Regions from separate parts of the Mus musculus genome. Here region 2 is linked to region 1. The links are chromatin loops, found by intact Hi-C in ENCODE. Cell type or tissue: gastrocnemius. All regions are shown on one strand. Each heading gives the region's core, and the rest is flanking DNA. Links, peaks and the distances in the headings are about the cores only.

Region 1 (8,659 bases), core at 452-8,451:
TTTGTTCAGTCCCCAGAGACAGGTGGGATTTAAGCAGGAAGGACAGCAAGGAGCATGGCAAGCACGGGGCTGACCCTGGCTAGAGGTACAGAAACGGAGAGCAGAGCACCAGTTGACAATCTGTCCCTGCCCTTCGTTCTGCTTCGCTCTGTCACTCAACACTTAGGTCCTAGCTTCTACTTCCTGGTGACCACTTCCTGGTGACTACTTTCTATGCTCCTAATTCGATGCAAACACTACACACCACTCTCCTGCCAGCAGGGGCACACAGTTCTATCTTCCCTCCAAATACCCTCCCTCATCTTGCCCACTTGCCCAGTGCTGCTTTTGTTACGGTCCAACATGAATGCCACCTCTATTGGGAAGTCTTCCGTATCCGTTACAAGCCCTGCTCAGGGGGGTCTGACCACAGGGTTCTCTCACTCTGAGCACAACAGAGAGGAAGCTGGCTATAGTGAGGCTGGTGTCCCTCGAAGAAGCTGTGTGGTCCCCAGGACCTCCTACCCAGCTTCTAGGAGGGAGGTTTGAACTTGTGATGGGTTTCTTTTGTAAATAAAGTTTTATTGAGACACAGTCATGCTGTTCAGTAACATTTTGTAGAAGACGGCTTTAGCATAGCACAGCCAAATGTCTGGCTGTGACAGAGACATTTGTATGCCTCAGAAAGCATAAAGAAAACATTTGCTGACCTTTGCTTTCTCGGTCAGGGAAAAGTGTGGAAGACTTGGGGGAGGGGCATCTGGGTCGGACAGGATGTGCAGTTCCTCACTTCCTCTCGTAGCCCACGGGCCACAGCTGATCACATGACACTAAACAAACTGCAAGGATGTTGGGAAATGTAGTCCTTCTCAGGTGGATGAGGGAGGAGGTCAATCTGATGCATAGCCTAGGGTCTCCACACAGCCTTTCCCAACCGTTTCTCTCTGCTCTGTGCAAGGGTTCTATTCCACCCACCCGCAAGGCCCAGGCTGGAGTGCTGGGTGGTGGGGCTCATGCTTCCTCAGACCTCTTACCACAGACAGTCAGAGCTGGGTCACACATTCTACAGATCCCTTTCCCCTTGGCACCCCACTCTGGGTGTTCTAGTGATGATGGCCCTGCTGCCGGCAGTGGAGGCTGGGACTTACTGGTTGCTCGTTTCACACCTCCACACAGCCGTTGAGATCATCTCCCAGAACAAATTCTGCCCCTGACCATCTATTTGGGAGATGTCTCTAGAAGAAGCCAAAAATAAGACAATGCTGCGTGTATATTAACTAGACAGGAAAACTGAGACATGAAGAAATTAACACAATATATTAAAGAAAATGACAGCAAATATTCTTTGAAACTAAAACAGTGCATATTTGTGTGCATGTGTGTATGTGTGTATGTGTGTGAGTGTGTGTGTGTGTGTGTGTGTGTGTGTGTGTGTGTGTGTGTGTGTGCATGTGTGTGGGGAGGTGGGTAGATAAGCCAGAATAAGGTCAGAGTTGGGGCTTTAGGCTATCAAGGCAGGGGCACCTGAGGCTTTGAAAGGTTTTAAGTAGATCAGCTGTCATCTGAACTGTAGGGAAAGGGTACTATGACCAATTAAGAAGCCTTTGGTGATCATTTAAGGGGTCATCAAGGCAGGGGCCACTTAATTCAAGGTTCTCTGCACGGCTCCATCCCCAGAGACTTCCCTCTACGAGGACACACACCTGATCCTCTTAACATCCATTTCACACCTGTTTCCCTAAGGCCTCTCTCCCTCTCCCCGAGTCTAGCCTCTGTTGGGGAGAGTCTGTGCCAGAAGCTGGCATCCCTGCAGCCTGGCCAGGGTCAGCAGCTTCAGCGGGCAGTCATCTGCCCTAGAGGCAGCCGGTTGGGCTGGCCAGGTGCTACTGTTTCTGCCTCAGTGCCCTGTGTTGCCCGTGCCACCTGAGAAGATGGTCTTGCAAGTGAATGGGGTCAGGAGGGTCTGCTGGTTCCACCTTCTCCTCTGCCTCCACTGGGCTCCACTGCCTTTGCCTGCTGTCCTAGATGAATTCAACTGGCTAGACTGTAAGGCCTGGCCAGGCATGGTGTGGTCCAGCCCTGGAACCCAGTGTGGGGGATGCCAACTCTGGAGCCCTGCACAGCCGCAGCAGACTGCAGGCTGGGAGGATGGTCAGGTGGCTGGCCGCTCTGAAGATGAAGTGACTGCTGATCTTAAAGGCGAGAGTCCCAGTGGATGTCTGGGAAATGGGTGGAAGCCACAGGAAAATGCAAGTATTTGCTGCAAGATGTGGGCAGGGCTACAAAGCAGCACTCCCCATCCCCCCCCCCAGCTGCAGCTAGAGAACCCCACTCTACTCCAACCCCAACTCCGCAGTGGTTCCCACTGTACTTCTGCAAAAGCCAGCACTGCAGATGAGGCTTCCCCAGCCTCTTCCATTTCCCTGCTCACCAGCGACACTGGCTTCTCCTAAGACCAAGATTCCTCTTTTCCTCAAGACCTTTGAATGCTTTCTTCCCTGTCTGACCCCATCAAAACCTTCTCCTGCACCTCTCCACGGAAAGACACTAGCTGCTTCCTCCGCAATGGGGATGTCTCAAAAGAACCCAAACAAGAGATCTGGGGTCTTTTTAAAGATCAATCCCGTTCTTTCTAGGAGTTTCTGCCCCTTGGTTTTATATATTTGTTAACTGTTTATTGTCTCTGTAATGCCAGAATCTATGCCACAGATCAGGACAAGGGTCCAGGTTTGTCTTGTGTGCCTGGAAGCCTATATAGACAGACCCAAGGGCTGGGCTGTTTATCCGACTCTGCTTGCCTGCCTATGTGCATGAAGAATCAAAGGCCTTTGAATTCTACGTACTCAGAGGGAGATTGGCCAACCTGGTCAATACTGGTAGGAGCTGGCTAAACTCAAGACTCCAAGCTCCAGCCTGGTCATTCTCTAGTCTCCTGAAACTGTGGGGTTCCCTTCCCCTTTAGATCATTTGCATGCCCCTGGGCCTCCTTGCTCCGAGTAAAGGGTGGGGACCTCAGAGGAAGAGAATAAAAGCAATCACATTAAGTGATTGGCATTCTTTAGGGACCACTGTATGGTGAAGTAGGTGATCTTGGGTTCTCCAGGGCAGGAATTAACACCAGGTCCCTTTGGTGAAGTTTATCTGAGCAGAGGCCACTAGCAGACAAGGATAGACAGCAGAATCTGAGCCTGGGCCAGGATTTCATATACCTTGGGGAACTGGCCATCCCTCCTTATTGGAGCAAGAACACGGTAATGAACGTCAGGAAGGACCCAACCTCTTCCCAGATAGGAAGGCTCTCCTGAAAGTTAGAGATGCCCAGCAGTGCTATGGGCCTCCACTGTAACTGGGAGCATCCTCTTAGCCTCCTGGAAGGTGTGTGTGTGTGTGTGTGTGTGTGTGTGTGTGTGTGTGTGTGTGTGTGTGTAGTCTAAATGAGACACATTCAGAGAAGGCTGGGAAGATGCTGGGACTTTAGGCTACTTCTCTCTCCCGTCCCAGCTACTGAACCAAGCAGGGTAACTGTCAGGATGTCTGAGGATAAGGGGTCTGAGTCGGAGGGAACCCAGTGGAGGCCCTGTTATCTGCCAGGCACATGTTTCAATCCTGCAAAGTTGAGTGCAAAAACATCCAAGGAGCAGATGCGAGGAGACCGGCAGGTGTCTGTCCTGTGTCTCAGTCCTGATCTCTTCTCCCTAACTTCAAAAGGCTGCTGTTTAAAACAGAGATCTGGGGTGTGAATTTTCCATCTACTTTTGTATAACTAGATCCTTGTTTGTGAAACTTGGCCTCTGCTTAACACTTTTAATTTTTGAAACAGGGTCTCACTAGGTAGCCCAAGCTAGCCTAGAACCCATAATCAGCGTCCCATATGCTGGGATATATAGGAGACACTGCACTAGGTTTGGGATCTTCCTTTTGTACCAGCAAGAGGCTCCCATGACCTGGACTCTGCTGGCTTTTATTCAAGCTTCTTAGCGTGCGTTGCAGCATAAGGGGTGCAGCTCAAGTGTAAAATGCTTGCTTAGTGGAGTGTGTGCAAGACCCAGGACTCCACCCGCTGCGGTTTTGAGCGTGTGTGGATAGAGGTGCACCCATGTGCTGCTGTGTGCCAGCTAGAAGTTCTCCAGGCTCAGCTTCCTGAGGGTGATGGTTTATTGAGGTAGCTTCTTACTGACGTTGCTGGGTTGGCTGCTCAGCCAGCCCCTCGGATCTGCCTGTCTCAGCCTCTCATGTGCTAGGATTACAAGGGCATGCCACCATGCTTGGCTCCCCCTTCCCAGCCCCCCCCATCTCTCTCTCTCTCCTTTTTTCTCTGTTCTCCAATTCAGGGAATTGAACACAGGTCTTTGTGACCTGACTGCACCAGCAGGTGCTCTAGACTTGGTGCCATATGCTTAGCGGATGCTGCCACTGTGGGTGTGACTCTGCCCACTGCAGCAATGCTTGGCTTTAACCTTACATGGGGTTTTGTCCGGGTGTTCAGACTCAACACATAAATATGCCTACACAGCCTGGGATGAGACCGAGGCTACCAGACTATCTTGGCACATACCTCTCTCCCACAGAAGACAGCCAGCCTAGCCCAGTCTGCAGTGACAGAAGCCACCAGCTCTCCATTTCCTCAGTGCAGAGCCAGGTAGGCCTCAAACCTACCTTCCCTCACACTTGAAATAGAGTTTAATTTTGAAGGCTATAGAAAGGAGGAAGGGGGCAGGAGGAAGGAAGAAGGAAAAAGAGGAAGACTGGGAGGAAGGCTTGACAGAAATGTCAGGCAGGCAGGAAGAGAGGCACTGGGGAGAAGGGCAGGTCTATCCCTTGTACCCCTCTTTTCCCTGCCCTTAGCTGTGTCTCAGACAAGAGCGAGCTGGCCTGGGCTCTGAGGCTGTTTGCGGTAACTCCTGTAGCTCTCAGATCCATCCTCTCGGTGGTGGGGCAGTGCGAGGGAGCTGGGCAGCATCCAGTGCCAGGCCGTGGCAGTTAGGGCTTCTGCCATGGCACCTGGGGCAGGTGGCTCTCAGTTCTTCTGGAGAAGCAGCTGTTTGGAACGGATCAAGAGTCTCCTCCAGTCAGGCTCTGTTCTTAGTTCCTTCCAAATCTCTGCTTTAGGATTTAATCCGCCATGGTTGCCAGTGAGCTGTGCCTCGGGGGCTCTCTCTACATCCCGCTGCTTAGGCAAGCTGCCTTGTATCTGGGGCCTCCCCTGGGCCACTCAGCCCAGGCCCCTCTTCCTTCTCTTTCTTTCTCTGCATGTTCCTTCCTTCCTCTCAATTTCTTGTCATTAACAAGTGCACGCTGTCCAGGGTGCTGCTCCCTGATGCTGGGAGTGTGAATTAGCATAGTCCCCTGGAGGACAGCTATTAAAGCTGAAAGGGTACACAGGCTTTGGCCTGGAAAGTCCCCTTCTAGGAATCCATCCTGTAGACGTCACTGGACAAGGGTCTGCTATATGCAGAGGGACATTGCCTGGATGCTTTGTAAAATCTAATGGCATCACAATCTTGTGACATCAATGGAAGATTAACAGAAAAGGTCAAGTAAGGAGCAAATGAGCCGGAAGGGAACCTTGAGCCTCACAGGGAATGTGGACTTTGGACACATGCTCTCAAGGAATCCTGGCTGACTTCATTAGCGATTCTAATGACCATGGTGCAGAGAGGTGTGATGTCAGGGCTGGTATTCCGCTGGAACCTTAGAACAATAACCCAAGAGGAGCATGGTAGGCCAGAGCTGCAGGCTGCGGGCGAGGACTGGGAGCATCTGCTCAACTCTGTTGTGCAGCACGAATGAACTCTGTGTCTCTGGGTCTCTTGCTCATTGATTGGCCAGTGAATCCAGGTTCAATGGGCTTCAGGGACCCATCTGTCTCAGCTGCTCTATATCGCTCCAGTGCTGGGTGCGCAGTCGCTCCTGGCTTTTTACATGGGAGCTAGGGATCCGAATCAGCTTGTAAGCACTCTGCCAACGGAGCCATCTCTCCAGCCTCTATTTCCCATCTGAAATCATGTCTACAAGATCCTCAACAACCAGGAAGGCTATGGCGGCACAGGCCTGCAGCGCTGGCATTGGAGAGGATGAGGCAAGAGGACCTTGAATCCAAGGCCAGCCTGGGCTACACAGAGAAGAAAACAAATGAAAGACACTGTCAAAGTAAAAAGAGCCAACTTCCCATTAGCACACATAGCAGTGATACAGGTTTTTGGTTTTGAAATATGTATATATTTTACATACAGAAGGGCAAAGATTTGGGCCATACACCCCTGCCCAGTGTGGATATCTGTCCCTGAGTGGTTTGAGTACCTTCCACTTTCTCATCTATATCTCAAGTGGTGCTGTCTCTCTGCTTATCTCTGACAGGGTCTCCCTGTGGCCTAGTCTTCACTATGTAGCTCATGTTGGCTTCAAACTTACAGCAATCCTCCTGCCTCAGCCTCCTGAATGCTGGGATTACAGATGTATACCACCAAGCCGGCTTCTTTCTCCCGCTCCCCTTCCCTCTTCCCCTTCCCCCTCCCTCTCTCTTTGTAGTTACATGTACATTTGTGCTGATAAACAAGCAATAATTATCATTGAAAATGCGAGCATCATTTCCTATAAGAGTGTCCCTTCTAGATGGAGGCTGTATATATCTGAATCATTAAAAAACACTGGTAAAAGTTGGTGATACCCTCACGTGATAGATGGAGAACTTAAGGATCAAAGAGGGTGAATACCTTGTCTAAGGACACACAGATAGGATGCTAACCCCTCTAGAGGAGAAGAAAATGTTTGTTTGTTTGTTTGTTTGAAATCAATCCTCAGCAACTTTTACAAGGAGGAAAGACCTCCACAGCCAGAGTTCTCCTGGTCTCCTGCCCCAAGTTCCACTCCAATCTCACCACCACCACCACCACCCACCACCCCCCGCAGCCACTTAAGTAATGGCTTTGCTGAGAACCAGTTCTGCACTCCAATCACAGGCGAGAGGCGAAAACTGCCCGTTCAATATTTCCTCCTAATGAGCCTCCACACGGCTGTCGCCTTTCAGGATGGAAGCGAGCTCTCTGCCACCGTCGCCCTCATATTTATCAGCACTGTTTACCTGCAGGGTGGCAGAGGGAAGGAGCGGCATTATACATAAATATCACGAAATCCACCGAGGGCGGCGGGCAGAGCGCTTAATCCCACCTCCGTCGCTAACGACTTACAATCCGGAGAAGTCACTCTCCTCTGTTTTCTCTGTCTCTAAAGTAAATAGAGGGTAACATGCTTTAAAAAAAAATCAATCGGTGTTCCAAAGGAAAAGGATGTGTGCAGACGAGGGTAGCAGCTCCACGTAGGACTGACCCGCACTCCCTCCGCTCTGATAATGCAGGAGACAGTGAGCTTTGTCCAACTCCACCTGTCAGCTCTCCTCCCAGGCCTGACAGTATTACCTCCCACCTCGCCTCTGAGCACTTCTGTCTACTCTCCCAGGCTGTTTGGTTCCAGGTGAGCCATTTCTGTTGGGACCTTCCCTCTGGAACAAATCAACTTTTCTGTTTTGGATAAGAACTCTGTGCCCCTGCCCTTCCGATGGACAGTTCACCCTGTGCCGATGCCCACAGTGGGGCCAGCAGGCGCTTACCTCCTTGCAGAAGGCCACGTAACCCAGGGCACTCACCCAAACCACAGGCTGTTTCCCCAGTCTGAGTCATACTGAGACATTGGGCGATGGGCACCAAGGGTGTTTATACAGGGAAACAGTTTTATTCTTTCAAACACAGGATCCAAGACATGACCCCACTGGTGTGGCCTCCCCAGCGGTCTTCTGTGGGAGGAAAAGAAGTAGCCAAAGGCTTGGAATTTAGCACAGTTGGTTGAGTGCTCACCTAACACTCCAGCTTGATCTCTAGCCTGATTCCTTTGGGCTTGATCCTAAAATAATTTTTAGAACCTAAAAAAATTGGATACGTTAGCATCCACCTGTAATCCTAGCGCACTGGAGGCCGAGACAGAAGGATCAGAAGTTCCAGAGCCATCCTTGGCTACATAACCAGTTTGAGGCCAGCATGGGCTACGTGAGACCTTGTCTCGACAATAACAAAAGGCATCATTGCTGGCCAGCTTCACAGAGTCTCAGACCATGAGAGGACAGTGGAGGACCTCTCACCTGTCCCTGGCTATTGTGTTCCTGGGCTTGTCTTGAGAGATTCTGGCTGGATACTCCATGTATCCCTCAGAGATTAGAAGCCCACTGTTGGCTCATTATTCGATACAGACTGTTGACAAGGGTAAGGTAAATGCTGTATCCATGTGCAAGGCTCTTGCTCACCGGGCTGAATCCCTGTCCTGACTGCTGCAGAGGAAGGCTCCGTCTGTAAGGGTTGCAAAGGAGCTATATGTCTCAAGGATACCAGTGGCTCTGTCCATTTTCAAATCCAGTTCAATAGTATCTTCACGGTGAGGTCTTCTAACGACCTCCCCAGTTCATATTACAACTCATCTCGACTCTGCATGGCCTCTGTTCTCCCTTGCTCTCCTGGCCCCTGACACAGGCACTATTAACCTCCGTGATCCAACCCCTCTCCCATCACACTGGAATACAAGCTCTGAGCGTGGGCATCACTCACTGGAATGGATTGGCACGTAGTAGGTGCTCACACATATCCAGGGCCCAAGGCCCAAGGCTAGGAAAACGGTCCACTCAGCAAAATGCTTA
Region 2 (8,659 bases), core at 114-8,113, 170 kb before region 1:
CTTATACCCACACCCACAGTGACACACCCATTCCAACCAGGTCACACCTATTCCATCAAGGCCACACCTCCAGATGATGCCACTCCCTGGTCCAAGGATATACAAACCATCACAATCAGCATGGACGCATTCCCTGGTCTCTTCTGATCATAGATGCGCCGTGTCCAGTCCTTTCAAACCCATGAGACCTTGACTTCCTCCGCCATGATGGACTGTAACCTGAGACTGTGAGCTAAAGTAAGTCCTTTCTTCCTGGAGTTACTTTTGCTAGATTATTTTATCATAGGAAAAGAGAATAAGGTGTCATGTTGTGTAAGGTACAAGGCTCTGGAGGGCAGGTGGAGCAGGAGGTGTTGCTTGGGGTTATATAATATGGCTTTTCCTAAGAATCATCAGTTTGGTTGTCTGCAAATGCATGACTGAGTGGTTTGGGACACAGTAGCTTATCAGGAGTTCCTCCCAGGGAGGAGGCTGGACTGGGGCCAGAGCACATCCAGGGAGCCTTGGCCTCTTAGCTTGTATCGCCTTTAGAGAAAGCACGTGTTGTGATTAGTACTGATGCTAGCTGACAGGATCTAGAGCCTCAGGGTGTTTTGGGTGTGTCTGTCGTGGACTTATTAGGAGGACACACTGTAAAGATGCATTCCCACCCCCCCCCCTTAGGCTGGAGGCCTGGTGTCAATAAAAAGAAGTGAGTGGAATGTCACCATTCATCTCTCTCTGGCTTTCAGGTTGTGGACGCAGTGTGCAAGCTGCCTCAAATGAGAAAAGCAACCCACTGTGAAAGAAGGTGTCCCCTCAGTATCAGGACAGCCATGGAGCCATCTGCCATTGTCTAGGACATGAGCTCCGATGGCTCTAGCATCACTGTTTCCTGGGAAGGCTGTGCTTCTGAAGTGGGGCGGGGGCGGGGGGGACATGCACATGCTGGTCTATAGACAAACACTTCCTGGGCTAAAGCTACTACTCAATTTGATCTCTCCTGCCAATCAGCCCTATGAGCCTGGGGAATCTCCTAGCTCTTTAGGTGTCATGGTATTTGGACTAGTCAGGGTGACAAAGTGTCTCAGCTGCCCTGTGGCTAGATATTTTTTCTTCATTACTGACAGATCTTGTATTTATGTGCCAGCCTTATTCGCTTAATTGAGAGGCTCGGCCTCCTAAGCAGACAGGCCCCAGGTTCTACAGCAGACTCACCGATGTGTCTTGGGACTGCTGATGTGGGCAGCCCTACTTCTAGAGAGCCAACCTACATCTCCTCTGCTCTTCTTAAGGCTGCGGGGTAGGTTTTTCAATCGATGAGAAAACCAAAGCTCTAAGAGGAGGGCCTTGCTCAAGGACAGCTAGTCACGGTGATTTAGAAATTGAGCCCAGGCCACTAGAACTGAGGTGTTACTCCTTTGCGGCATCAAAGTCCCCAAACTCTGAAGCTAGGACTTCTTCGCAAGACTGGGCAAGCATTAGACTATGCCCCTGGGGTAAAGTGGATAGTAGGTAGAATCTATGTCAAATCCCACACAGTGTGAATGTTTATATATATATATATATATATATATTTTTTTTTTTTTTTTTGCTGAAGAAAAGACCCAAGACTTATGGAGTTCTTCTCAGGACTCACCGAGAGTTCATCGGCAATGAGGTCAGCCCACTGGAAAATGTTCTGCCATCCAAAGAATTGACAACTCTAGGGCTGGCTACTATGGCTCTGGAGGTTAAGGGGCTTGCTGCCAAGTCTGATGACCTGAGTTTGATTCCCCAAGTCCACATGGTGGAAGGAGAGAACTGAGTCCTCTCAAGTTGTCCTCTAACCTCTTCATGCATACTGCGGCGCGCGTGTGTACACACACACACACACACACACACACACACACACACACACTCCTACACACCCACACACACATTAAAAATGAATTTAAATCTTTGAAGCAAATCAGGCCACCAGGACTTCAGTGGAGAGACTCTGTTTCCCTGTCTCCCTCAGGATACTTTTCCTGTCCCTCTTCTGAGTTCAGAACTCTGTCCCTACTCTGTCCTTACAGAAGACTCAGGGCTGAGGACACAGTGCCCAGGCAGACAGCCCAGAAACATGCAGCATTTACTCTTTTCGTGGGAGGCTGCGAGAAGCTTTCAGCTCACCAGCCCGCCTCAGCCTCAGGGTGGGTGGATTGCCCCAGCAAAGCAGTCAAAGTTGCCAATGCAAAAGGGTGCAAAGCCTTGGAGCGCAGTCCTTGTCCTCAGGAGAAAGGGACGCTGTTGGCCATCCACGCCGGTGACGGGTATTGAAAGTTATTTTTTATTTCAGCTGGATGTACACTCACCCATCACAGGACCGTGCTCAGAATAGAGAGGCACCTGTTGGGCCATCCTCCCCACTTCCTGCCTTTTGGGCATCTCTCCAACTGCTGAGCCATCCACTTCTCTGTTATGCCCAAGATATATCAGGATGCTCAGCCCTGACGACAGGGGACAAAATAGAACCCTACTTCCTTCAGAACCATCTAGCTCATTTACAGAGCTGGACTGTCTCAGTGGGATGAGCAACAACCAGGCCTCCCACATTTTTCTCTGTTGGAAGCAGGGTTCGGGGTCCTGAGGCCAAAGGCAAGCCATTGTCGGCTTTATCTGGCTGTGTTGGGTCGGGTTAAGAAGGCCCCCTCGCTGGGCATTAGTCCTGCTTTGAGCAGCACAAGCCTAGACTCATCTCTGCTGTGGTGTGTAACCTGGTTCCGACTCTCCTGACAGATTTGTGCAGAGCCTAATCATGAAGGCCAAGTGACTGCAAGACCTTACTTGAGGATCTTCTTCTTACACGTGTGAGGGGCTCAGACTGAGTTTGGACCCAGGTTTCAGTAACCACGTGACCTTGGGCAAACTATAAGGTCCTCAGAACCTTGTCTGTAGAACGCAAGAAATTGGAATGCTCCTCTCTCAGGGAGAGGGTGAGCATCTTGTCAGAGGATGGTGACTTTTCTTCAGACAGCGAGTCCAGGTCAGTGGGTTGACTGGAGCCTGGGTAGAACTTTGCCCAGGGCGCAATCTTGAAAAGAGATTCTAAAAGCAATCACTGGTCATCCACAGCTAACAACTTAGTTCAAGCCCCTGAGATGTAGCTCATGCTAGGGATATGAGACTTGAGAGGTGCTTCGTGAAATGCATTTTATATCTTACAAACTTGTTTATCTTGTGGTACCGGGGATTGAACCCAGGATCTTGTGCATGACAGACGAATGCTCTACTGCTAAGCCATGTTCCTAGCTATGAAGTATACTTTGAGTTTACATCTAAATTCTGTATTTCACACATAAATCAGGTTTTGGTATATTCTCTCTCTGTCTCTCTGTCTCTTTGTTTTTGGAGATAGCCCTGGCTGTCCCAGAATTCACTATGACCAGAGATTCTCAGAGACCAGGTTGGCCTGGTCTCTGAGAGATCCATCTTCCTCTGCTTTCTGAGATCTGGGATTAAAGGTGTGCACCACCACCTCCTGGTAGGGATTCCCTTAAAATCTGGCCAGACTACTCAGTCATTCCTGATATCTGAAGAGGACTTGTCCCTTGGCCTGGGGCTTACAAATGTGCTGCAGTCCCTACCACCCCCTATCACTCCAGTCCCTGACTTTCTCATATTCCTGTATGCTCTCCCCGAGGTCCTCTGGGGATTGGCAGATAAATTGCAGTGCTGTGCCGTGGGTGCTACGAGAGGGACAGTAAGTCAGCCAGGGCGGTCAGAAAAAGCTCCTCCAGGGAGAAGAGCCACAGCTGCTGCTCTGCAAAACCTGCAGCTACGGCTCAATGCCCTCCTCTTTATGGCTCAAGGAGAGGGACCAAGGACACAAAGTCAGAGATGGCAGGGACATCTGTGCGGAGAGCTGAGGCCAATGGCTTGCTTGTGGCTGTCCAGCCTTCTGCAGGCTGGAACTGGAGCAGCTAGGGCCCTGCCTCCCTGGCTCCGGGTTTCTTAGAGGTTGGAAGGTCTGGGGCCTGGACACGAGGCTTGTGCCCGTTACTCACTGGCAGTGTGACCTCTGATTAGCCATTTCCTCTCCTTGAACCTGTGTCTTCCTGTGCCAACAGGACTTGGGAGTCTGATGGCTTGACAGGACAAGGGCCAAACACTGACAAAGTGGCCTGTGGACACTACAGACATTTGAGGGTCACTATGACAGTTGGAAAAGAGCCACCTTCTCCAGCAGACTTGGTGCCATCTGTTTAACAGAGGCCTTGAAAGGGCCCATCCCCACACTTGCCCGACTGGTCCCTCTTAGGGCACACAGGGCCTTTTTTTTTTTTTTTTTTTTTTTTTTTTTAAGGCTTGGACCTTGGAAAGTGTGTTTGATCCTCTGAGCTTGGCTGTGAGGAGAGGAGAGCTGTAGGTGCAGAGACCAAGGGCCCCCTTCTTTTAGAAGGTGTCAAGGTCAAAGGCCGGACTGGGGGATGTGAGGGAAGCAAGACGCTGTGCACAAGAGGAGTGAAGCCATGCTCCACTCTCCAGTCTGTGTATCTAGATAGGATCTCACCACGTAGCCCTCACTAGCTTTGAACTTGAATCCATCCTCCTGCCTCAGGCTCCTGGGTGTCAGGACTACAGGCGTGATCCATTTCTGTGTGTCAGACTCCCATCAAGTCCCCCTTCAGTAGAGCTTGATGTAAGAGTGGGAGGCTAGGCGCAGTGATGCCCATTTGTAATTCCAGCACTTGGGGGTGGTGGGAGTGGAGGCAGGACGATCAGAAGCTCATGATAATTATGTAAATGAGCTGTAGTCCAACTTGGGCTACAATAGACTCTGTCTCAAAAAGAAAAAAAAAACCAAAACAACAAAACCCGAGATTTAAATGTCACGGCACTCAAGGTCACACCGTGTGCTAGCAACAAGGCACGTTCAAGTCTTAGATGGAGAATGAACAGCGCTTTCTGCAGGGTCACTGGCTTCCCCTCCACGGGGTACCTCAGGACTGCCCATCAGAAGGTCATGCATTCTACAATGTGGCCACAGGATGGCGCTGCTGCTCAATTCAGGAAAACAGCCAGCTCCAGGGCTGTAATTCAGAGCATCGGATACCCTTTAAAAGTGAGTCACTGGCGTTTATGACTGCTGTGTTAACACATATAAATAATCTTAATATGAGCAACAGCATTAGCATTGGTACAGGGCTTCCTGCGTTGTCAGCTCGCCTGCTTAGCTGGTTCCATCTGCCACGCAGTCCAAGCCTGTTAGATGAGGCTCTTTTCAGTGATTGCTCTTTGACGGGGAAAGTGAGGCACAGAGGAGACAGGGTAGCTCAGAGTGGAGGGCACACGGTGCTCAGCCAATGAATCCGCCTGGCAGACTGCTTCTCCACTTCTCCTATGTATGTCTCAGGACACAGGACAAGGTCTGGCCCCACTCCTAGGCCAGTTCATGGTCAAAGGCTTTGGAGGACCTTTGTGGTAGGGGTGGGCAGATACGGGCTCCCTGATAGGTGCTCAGCCTTCCTGAGCTTCAGTGTAGCGTGTGAGTGCTGCCTTGGCTGGCCTGGAAGGCTCTTTGGGTGTGCTGGCCGGGAGAAGCAGACTCTGGGATACAGCTGGTGGAATTGACTGCAAAGAGGGGGTCATTCTCTTCTCCACGTGGCATTTATAGGGCATTGGTGACTCACCAGAATCTGGTCCCCAAGGCTGCTAGTGGTAGAGTGACCAGGAATTAATGAATGAATGATTCATTCATTCATGCAATTAGCATTCTTTAGGGGCCTGCTCCATGGTAAACAGTAGGAATATAATGGTATAAACACAGCCCAGTGCCCTGTAGCTTCCTGGATAAAGGGCAAGTTAGCTGAGTACAGCTTGGTGACAAACTGCTCAAAAGCTGTTCCTTTTTTTTTTTTTTTTTTTTTTTTTTTTGAGACAGGGTTTCTCTGTGTAGAACTGGAACTCACTCAGTAGACCAGGCTGGCCTTGAACTCAGAAATCTGCCTGCCTCTGCCTTCCAAGTGCTGGGATTAAAGACATGCATCACCACTGCCCGGCTCAAAAGCTACTCTAAGTGCCTTGAGCAGGAGGAAGCTGCATGAGGAAGGGCTAGGCGAGTTCACAAGACACTAGGTTAAAAAAAGGTACTTAGGGGCAGCAGAGGGGAAAGCATGTGCCCAGGGAAGAGCAGTCAAAGTGTGACCACCAGACATCCGAGGGCCAGAAAGCCAGTACTGATCGCACCTCCCCTTTGCAGATTGGCTAGCTGAGGCTTGGATGGTGGAAGCTGTCCAAAGTTCTGAAAGTTTGCTCTGGTGGAGTTAGGAAGGAGAAAAGGAGAAATAGATAGATAGATAGATAGATAGATAGATAGATAGATAGATAGATAGATAGATAGATGAATAGAGATTAGATAGATAATAGATAGATGAATTTATAGGTAGATAGGTAGATGATGGATAGATAGATGTCTGGTTTTCAGTAAGTCTCAGGTTTTTATCCATGAGTGTTTTAGCTTGGAGACCCATCTGCTGACAGAGGAGGAGGAGGAGGAGGAGGAGGAGGAGGAGGAGGAGGAGGAGGAGGATGCCAGCTGCAGAGAAAGAACCCTGACCTACGCAGTCCCCATGCTCTAGTGGCCTTGTGCCAGTTCCTTTGCTTCCCTTAGAGGTGTAACCTGTTGAATCCTTTCTGGAAAGATCTGAGGCTGAGAAGATGACATAGGAGGCCTGGGGCTGTAGCCCAGCGGGTAGAGTACTGGCCTAATGCACAAAAAGCCATCCCCACAGCAGGTCAAGCTGAGGGTGATGGCATACTCCTGCAGTCCCCTCACTAGTTCAGGCCATCTCTGACACTGGGTGAGGCTGAGCATATTATTCCACCTCACTGAGCCCTAGCTCCTCATCCATGAGAAGAGGGGCGCAGAGACCCCCCTTAAGGGATGTCCGTGGGGATTATAGCAGCGCAGAGGCTGAGGGTTCCCTTATCTGCATCATCACAGAGACGTGAGGCCCCGGTTATTGTGTGGTTAGGAATAGGGGAAGGTGAAGAGATTGGGAAACAGAAGCCCAAGGACAAACAAAAGACATGGAATTAAGTCCAAATGGTGACTTAATCCAGCAGCTCTGACTGCTGGTGTGTGGGGGTGTGTGCAATGCGAGTTTCTCCTAGGACTGAGATGCTGTAGAGACAGCCTGGGTCTTTGCACTGTCCGGGAGCTCAGCTCCTTCATCCAGCAAACTTTTGGAGAGGAGGTCCTTGCTGGGACCCATGATGGCACCACAAGGCAAATGGCACAGCAGCTCTGGTCCAAAGGAACACCATTTCCAGGCAACAAGCTCATCCCCCAGGTCCTTCCCTTCTGCATCCGCTGGCTCTTGGTATTGATCCACTGGGGTTGGAGCTGACTGGAGCAGCGGGAGGAGGACGCCGCAGTGCTATTAGGGCGAAGGCACGCTGTCATCTGTCAGTGTCTCCCTGGGCACAGCTGGCTGGGGAGACATCCCGCTGTTAACTCCTCTCCTCTCTCAGCTTCCCACTGCACACACAACTTGGAAGCCCTCTGCCACCTTTCTCCAGCGGGAACTTGAGTACCTGATCCTGCTTCTCCCAGCCATGAGCCCTGGTTCCCAAATGCCCCAGTCAGTCTTGCCTCTGTACCTGCAGTCACCAAATTCCATACCAAGTGTGGCCACCAAATCTGTTTCCAGACATCTGTGTATCCATCTGTTGCTCTCACAGTCCACCTTGTTTTCTCTATCCATCCATCTATCCATCCTCCCACCTATCTATCCACCCACCCATCCACCTATCAACTCACTTATCTATCAAGTCACCTATCCATCCATCTTCCTATCCATCCATCCATCCGTCCATCCATCTTCCTATCCATCCATCCATCCATCCATCCATCCATCCATCCATCCATCCATCCATCTTCCTATCCATCCATCCATCCATCCATCCATCCATCCATCCATCCATCCATCCACCTATCTATCCATCAACTCATCTATCTATCTATCTATCTATCTATCTATCTATCTATCTATCTATCCATCTATCCATCCATCCTGCAATTCAGCATTGTTTCATTAGACTCAACACAGTATAGTTCAACTAATTCATTTTGCTTGTCTTGAATTCTTAAGATTCGTGGCTTTGCCATGTGCTGAGCAGGGGCCAGTGGGCAGGGACCTCACCATCCTTCACAGCCATCTCTGACTGTCGCCTCTACTAACTCATTAGCGGAAGCCATTGGATTTAAAGGGCTGGCCTGTGAAAGAGTGCCGGCCACAGGAATTGGCTGAGGTGGGAGAGAGGCCAGCCTGTAGGACAATATGTGGGTCCCAGGCAGGCAAGGGATGTAAGCTGAGGTCAAGCAGAGATGTGTGGGCGTGACTTGAGAGAGGAAGGCCAGCAAATAGGCGAGGAGACCACTGCTGGAGAAGGGTGGTCTCCTGTGGCCTGTGAAGGCTGTTGTCCTGTAAAGATTAAGCTCCAGAGGTGGTGGCCTGCCTGGCTTATTACTACAGAGTCACCATTTTCTTGTTTGTGACCTAAACATACAGCCTAGCTTCTCTGAACCCAACTTTTAAGAATGGGGCGATATTAAGAGTTACCGTGGAACACTGTTATTAGGGCAAACACTCAAAGTGCTTAAATCTGGGCCTGGCACAGGGGACAGTGCAGCTGTTTTGTGCTATAGCGT

Evidence for each region. Hi-C counts contacts between places; a loop is a spot of excess contacts. Peaks named below come from ENCODE experiments on the same cell type or tissue, not always from the same donor. Only the 100,000 strongest peaks of a DNase experiment are listed, where the experiment ranks them.
Region 2: it touches region 1 in a loop (2.1-fold over the local background); 4 of 42 quality-filtered maps call a loop at or near these places.

Annotation. Positions count from the first base shown.
Region 1 is chr15:78,147,985-78,156,643 of GRCm38, forward strand. A730060N03Rik (a long non-coding RNA gene) reads left to right here. Exons shown (of 2, transcript XR_875456.2): 2 at 1-577. Among named protein-coding and RNA genes, the nearest start is that of Ift27, 22 kb to the right of the region's middle. In gastrocnemius, for the core only: no CTCF peak of the experiment used is centred there; a DNase peak (open chromatin) is centred at 4,480.
Region 2 is chr15:77,977,373-77,986,031 of GRCm38, forward strand. No RefSeq gene overlaps it. Among named protein-coding and RNA genes, the nearest start is that of Eif3d, 11 kb to the left of the region's middle. In gastrocnemius, for the core only: a CTCF peak has its summit at 4,993 (motif pointing right); DNase peaks (open chromatin) are centred at 3,865, 4,669 and 4,994.